Regions from separate parts of the Mus musculus genome. Here region 2 is linked to region 1. Evidence: chromatin loops called from intact Hi-C (ENCODE). Cell type or tissue: heart. All regions are shown on one strand. Each heading gives the region's core, and the rest is flanking DNA. Links, peaks and the distances in the headings are about the cores only.

The links. Hi-C counts contacts between places; a loop is a spot of excess contacts. Peaks named below come from ENCODE experiments on the same cell type or tissue, not always from the same donor. Only the 100,000 strongest peaks of a DNase experiment are listed, where the experiment ranks them.
Region 2: it touches region 1 in a loop (3-fold over the local background); 3 of 42 quality-filtered maps call a loop at or near these places.

The regions. Positions count from the first base shown.
Region 1 is chr13:51,928,858-51,931,762 of GRCm38, forward strand. No RefSeq gene overlaps it. Among named protein-coding and RNA genes, the nearest start is that of Gadd45g, 84 kb to the left of the region's middle. In heart, for the core only: no CTCF peak of the experiment used is centred there; a DNase peak (open chromatin) is centred at 1,614; H3K27me3 peaks cover 240 bases.
Region 2 is chr13:51,867,171-51,870,075 of GRCm38, forward strand. No RefSeq gene overlaps it. Among named protein-coding and RNA genes, the nearest start is that of Gadd45g, 22 kb to the left of the region's middle. In heart, for the core only: no CTCF peak of the experiment used is centred there; DNase peaks (open chromatin) are centred at 1,621 and 2,061; H3K27ac peaks cover 652 bases.

The DNA.
Region 1 (2,905 bases), core at 322-2,821:
ACCCGTAAAAGCCCCTTTCTCTGGGCCGAAGTGTTTCCAGCCAGCAACCTGGAATATGCTTGGCTGGATGAGTCAGGCTGGCAAGGCTTGGGAGGATCTGTGTGGCACAATGCTCATGAGACAGTGTCCCCACAAAGATAGATGTACACTTCTGCTCCTGAGCTGCGTCTCTATGCAGGCATGCTCTGCTGCCCTGGACCACAGCAGATGAGCTTAGTCCACCATGTGCATCTTTCTCTTCCAGCAATGGCTGGAGCGTGCTGACTTGGGATAGCAGTTTTAAAGCCTCCACCTTCCATGATCTTTGCCCTCCACCCCTCTGAGTTGGGAAGGCTGTCTCCTTTCCCCCAGAACACCGGGCCACTTTCAGTCCTCATAGGTACATGGTATCTCATAGAAGGGAAGGCTCCTGCCTCCTGCAGGATCTTCATTGGTAGCTGGCAGGTATGTTGCCCGACTTCCGAGCTGACACACAATGTGTCCTGTGGCCACTGGCTGCCATCTTGTTGAGGACACACAAGCTAGCCTGTGGTGGGATTGAAAAGTAGCCAGAGGGGGAAAGGACAGCACTCTGGGACTGAGGCTGAACGAGGTGATACCTTCCTAATTCCCCAAAGTTCCAGCTGCTACTGATCACACTGCACAGAGCCCCGGACCACAGCCAAGCCTCCTGAAAACACGAACTTGAGTGAGGTTGGTTTGAAGATGCGTAGGTTTGGGGGTGACTTCTTCTACTGGGACTCGTATCTAACACACCTGATACTCTAAGCTATCATTCATCCTCTTCAAAGATGCTTCATGCCTCTCTGTCTGGCCCTATGGACGCGGTCAGCCTGTTTGTCAGTCCTTGTGCAGACAGTTCTAGCTCCCAGACTGGCCTCTTAGATTGCCAGATGCAAATGCTAAACTCTGCCTGCTTATTTGTCAGCTTCTCCTTACTTTTTTTTTCTTTTTTCTTTTTTTACACCCCCCCCCTTTTTTTTCCCAAAAGGCTTGCAGGTGCCTTGGCACATTCTCACAAGAAGTTAAAATGAAGCCAGGGACATTGGCAGACCAGTAGGCCACTGCAGGGAAAACCAGCAGTGTACACCAGGAAGCTGATGGGGAACAGGGCTGCCTCTCAGAAGAGCATCAGCTCTTAATTTGTAAAGGAAAGCAGCGCCAGTCTTCAGGCTGGGCAAGTTGATTTCCTGGCATTGTTGGTGGGGAAAGTGAAGGGCCTGAGTGCCTGTTGCCCGTGGGATTGCAAAAAAACAAAACAAAACAAAACAAACAAACAAAACAAACAAACAAAACAAAACCCCACAGCCTTCAGTGTTTCTAGTAGCTTGCTTTTGAAAAGAAAAGCTACATGTTTTATCTTATTTTAGTTTCAGCTTGACAGTCTTTCAGTGCCATTGCATAGTGCAGAACTTTGGGCAACATGTTTCGTTCTCCTTTGGGCACCGTGTCTCTCTTGGCAGCTGGACAGAGCCCAAGAAAGCTGGGAGACACAGTCTGCCTGGGCAGTCTGTCTCCTGTGGACCTCAGCAGCCCTGGTAATGTTTTTGGCAGGAACAGGGTGGTGTCCCGAGAGCGCCAGAGGCAGATTTTCTGTGCCTGTTGATGGAGGCCAGATCCACGTGCCCTGGGGCCTCCACACAGGCAAAAGGCTGACATTCTGTTCTGCACACTCCATCTGAACTTAGATTAGGCAGGGCAGTCAGCACCTGCTTCTCCCTCAGGGATGTGGGGCTGGAAGAGTTGGCTGGTACCAAATAGACTTCTCCAGGAGCTGATCTGAGCTCAGTGGGTGGCTCTGTGAATCTACAGCTGCGGGCTGGGGAGGGAGGGGCCGGGAGCTCTCAGTGTAAGGGATGGCTGAGAGTCTGGCCCTGCTCTCTGAGTACTGGCTACATATTCTTGTTGGTCATAGGACTAAAGCTCTTTTTTTTTTTTTAACATCCTCAATACAGTCACTATGGTGTATAAATGCACTCTTCTTCCGTGTACCTGAAGCCTCATTCTCTGATATGACTTCCCAGGGCAGGTGGGACCTTGCCATCTGTGGCAGGTTTCACTCTGAAGTTCAGAACCATCTGTCCTTTTTCCTCTTTCCTTCAGCCTGTGCTTGCTCATGGAGAGATTCTGCATGGGGGAACATGGGAATTTCCTCTGAGTCCCCATGTCTGCAAGGTATATGCTAGGATACTCAGCCCTGCCTCCTTTGGGGTTATCCCACAGATGAGCCTTGTATCAAGTCCAGGAAGCAGAAGGAACAGACTCTAGCCAGTGAGAAGGAGGAACTTTCCATCTGTGCAGTACAGCGATCCAGCTCTTGATTTGCAGGGAAGCAAGATGTAGTGTAGAGTCATCAAGATGCACACGAGCCACAAGAATGCTTTATCTCCTTCCCACTGTGACCTGGTATTGTCTCCCATATTCATCTCTGACCATCTCTACCCAGGGTCGGCTCAGCATCCACACCTGAAGCCCCAGTGGGGGTCACCTCCCAGCATCCACACCCCATGGGTGGTGACAAAGTCAGTGCAGACAGACAGAGCCTGGCCCAGTGACATGCGAGGAATGTGTTAGAATTGGTAGATTACATACTTAGGACCCCTCCCAAGCTCTTCCACCAGCAATATCGTATCTGCTTCCCCTGCAATTTCTCCTCCACTCATGGAAATGGATGGAAAATGCCTCTCCTCTGGGTAACCTTTATTATGGGCGTGTGCAAGTGTCCTTGGTAAATGATTAGGATTTAGGGTGCCCAGAACGCATCTGATCAGTGATGGATGCTGCACCTATGAAGATGGCATGTACTTTCTAAACGTCATGTTGGGCTAGGTCCTCAACTCAAGCCTCCTTCTAAGAAGGACCCACAAGCCAGCCGCTGGGGATGCTCTGCAGATGACTTTCTGGT
Region 2 (2,905 bases), core at 294-2,793, 62 kb before region 1:
AGTTTCTATCACCTGCAAAAACCTGGTGGTAACTTATCTAAAGATTGCTGTCAACCCATCATTTGGGGGTGGGTTGAGCTCATGGTTTGGTTCCCTACGTGTCCCGGAGGCAGAGAGGCTCCCAAGGAAACCTCTGCTACATCTTTCCCATCCACCCCAGCACCAATTAGGGGAGATGGTATCCACAAGCCATCTTGGGCTTGTCTATACCTCATCTCTTGTCACAAGGAACATTTAAAAATATCTTAACATTTTAAACCTAACATAGAAAACATTTTAAAATAAAATTTTATAGCTGTTCTGAAAGATTCATGGGAGGAATGTCAGCTGGGGTTGTTGGGAACCCCAGCAAGTGAGCTCATGACATAGGGCTGTCTAGTATGGGTGACAAGATGGCTCAGTAGGTGAAGGTGATTGCTACCAAGCCCGACGACCTGAGTTCAAGTCTAGTGCCCCTCCCCACATGCCACCCCTGTGATGAAGGGAGAGAGGGACTCCTGTAGGTTGTCCTCTGATTTCTACACTTGCACCTCCCATGTGAGTGTGTCCCTAACCCTTTTACACTCTCCATATTTCCTCCCCCAGATAATAAAAATCTAATTAAAACAAGTTAGTGGGACGAAGACTCAGGTCTGTCAGCTTTGGGCTTCCCAAACTGAGTTACTTATGGAATGAATGTTTTTTGATACGTGTTGAAGCATTACTTTTTTTTTTGTTTGTTTGTTTGTTTGTTTCGAGACAGGGTTTCTCTGTGTAGCCCTGGCTGTCCTGGAACTCACTCTGTAGACTAGGCTGATCTGGGACTCAGAAATCCTCCTGCCTCTGCTAGGATTAAAGGAGTGCATCACCATGCCCAGTGAAGCATTACTTTTAAAAATAAAAATGCAAGTTGGGGAGGGGGGAGAGAGAGAGAGAGAGAGAGAGAGAGAGAGAAGAAGGAGGAAGAGGAGGAGGAGGAGGAGGAGGAGGAAGAGGAGGAGGAGGAGAGAGCACTAATCGAACTGGGATATCTGTAGGGTCTTTCTGATTCAAAGTGGATGCTGGACAGACTCATGGGTGGAAATCCGGTTTTGGTTAGTTACAAGTGGGCTCCCAAGGACTCTGGGACACAAGCTGCAGAGCAAGGAGCCTCCACTATATTGACAACATGGGGTTGTCACCTGGGACAATCTTAGGCTCAGTTTTCCACCGTGGGCCCAAGCTGTGCTTGGCATTGGCTGTTGCTGTTGCTCTGCCTGGTCTGGTCCCCAGGCCAGGGTGGGGATGTTCCGACCACTGCAGCTGGAGATTCCTGGGAGGAACCGCACACCCTGGCTCCCTTGTAAACAATCTCCTTGGAAGCACAGGGAGCCAGGGTTGAGGGGCCCCACACCCACTCATCCTGAGAAAGGGCTGCCCAAGGAGGCTCCCAGGGCAAGGTGACTGACTCAAGGTCCCACAGCTGGGGCTGACTCCCAGCTTGGACCGTTCCCAGATGGTGCTCTGTGGTCCTTTCGAGCTGGTCTGGGAACTGTTTACAAGGCTGGCTGCAGTGTGCAGGAGTCCTGTGTCCCAGCTGAACCTCTTAGCAGGAGCCAAGGAGCCTGATCAGAGGCAGAGAAAGAATCAGCCAGGAGGGTGCCAGCTCCCCTCGGGCACCACCGTGTCCTCAGACTAGGTCTCAAGCCCAGGCTCCCAAGCGATTAGAACTCGGGAGCACAGCCTCCTTTTGGCAGGACCTCCTGTACTGCTGTTATTTTTATCTTGGTGCCTGGTTGAAGTTTACTCTTATTCTCCTGCCGCCCCATAAACACAGCTTGCAGCCCTTTCTCCTGCTCGCTCTCTTGGCGCACGAGATGGACACCTGTCTGCCTTTCTGTTCTTTCCAACCAGCTCGAGGAGTTATGAGGGTGTGAGGCGGGGGTGAGGTGGGGGGGGGGTCTTCCTGGCTGTGGGCTGGGATGTTTGACAAGGTGCAAAAAAGAAAAAAAAAAGCCAAATGAAGTCCTTAATCCTCTGAGCTCTTTCACACTCATCTCTGGCACGGTGAGGCTCTGCGCAGAGCACAAGCCCGGGAGGGGAATGAACCCAGGCTGTCCCAGTGTGGATGAGGTGACTGCTGACCGTATGACTTGATGATCAGGCAGTTCGTAGGCTCTCCTGAGCAGCGTACCTGGCGTCAGAAGTCCTGGGAGTCTTTGTTTCTCAGAGGGGATGTCTTTTCTCCTTGGATTAATTATGCAGCCAGATCCTGTTAGTCCAAAGTGCATTGCAGGCCGCCCTGCCTAACTAACTACCTGCTCCCCGCTCTCTGAGGGCCTGCCTACCATCCAAAATATAAAATAAAAGGTGTTTGCCGGTAGCCTTAGGTATAGGGCTGTAGTTAGCTTGTTTGGGACCTCTGCTGGGGGATTTGGCTTTGCCATGTAGGACATTGGGCCTGACTTAGAAGGGTAGAGCTGAGAAAACACAGAGTGCTAGGATATCCCGGCTCTGGGTTTGCCCCCAGGATTCTCTGCTCAGGGTGAGGAGTCAGGCACCTTATACATGGTTTCTGAGACACACACATTTGAAATTCTGAATTTATCTGTCTCTAGTCTATTAGGAAGAAAGTCTCCATTTCACCCTGACCCCACTTCTTGCTCCTCTCCGAGTTCCTGAGGTCTTCAGACAGGTGTACAGACAGGTGTATATTGGTTCTTACTGGTTCCGTTGACATTTCTTCCTAAGGGGCTCTAAACCCCTGTGGGCAGGGCCAGTGACATGTTCCTCCCAGACTCAAAAGGAACAAGATGTGCCCCAGTATGTTTATGAGAGAAGCAAGAACACTCAAAAAGTCAGTGTAGAAGTCCCATTTATTTCTTCCAGACACTGGACAGTATTCCCAGTATGAAAAGTATGGATCCACCTGTCCCCTCCCCCACTC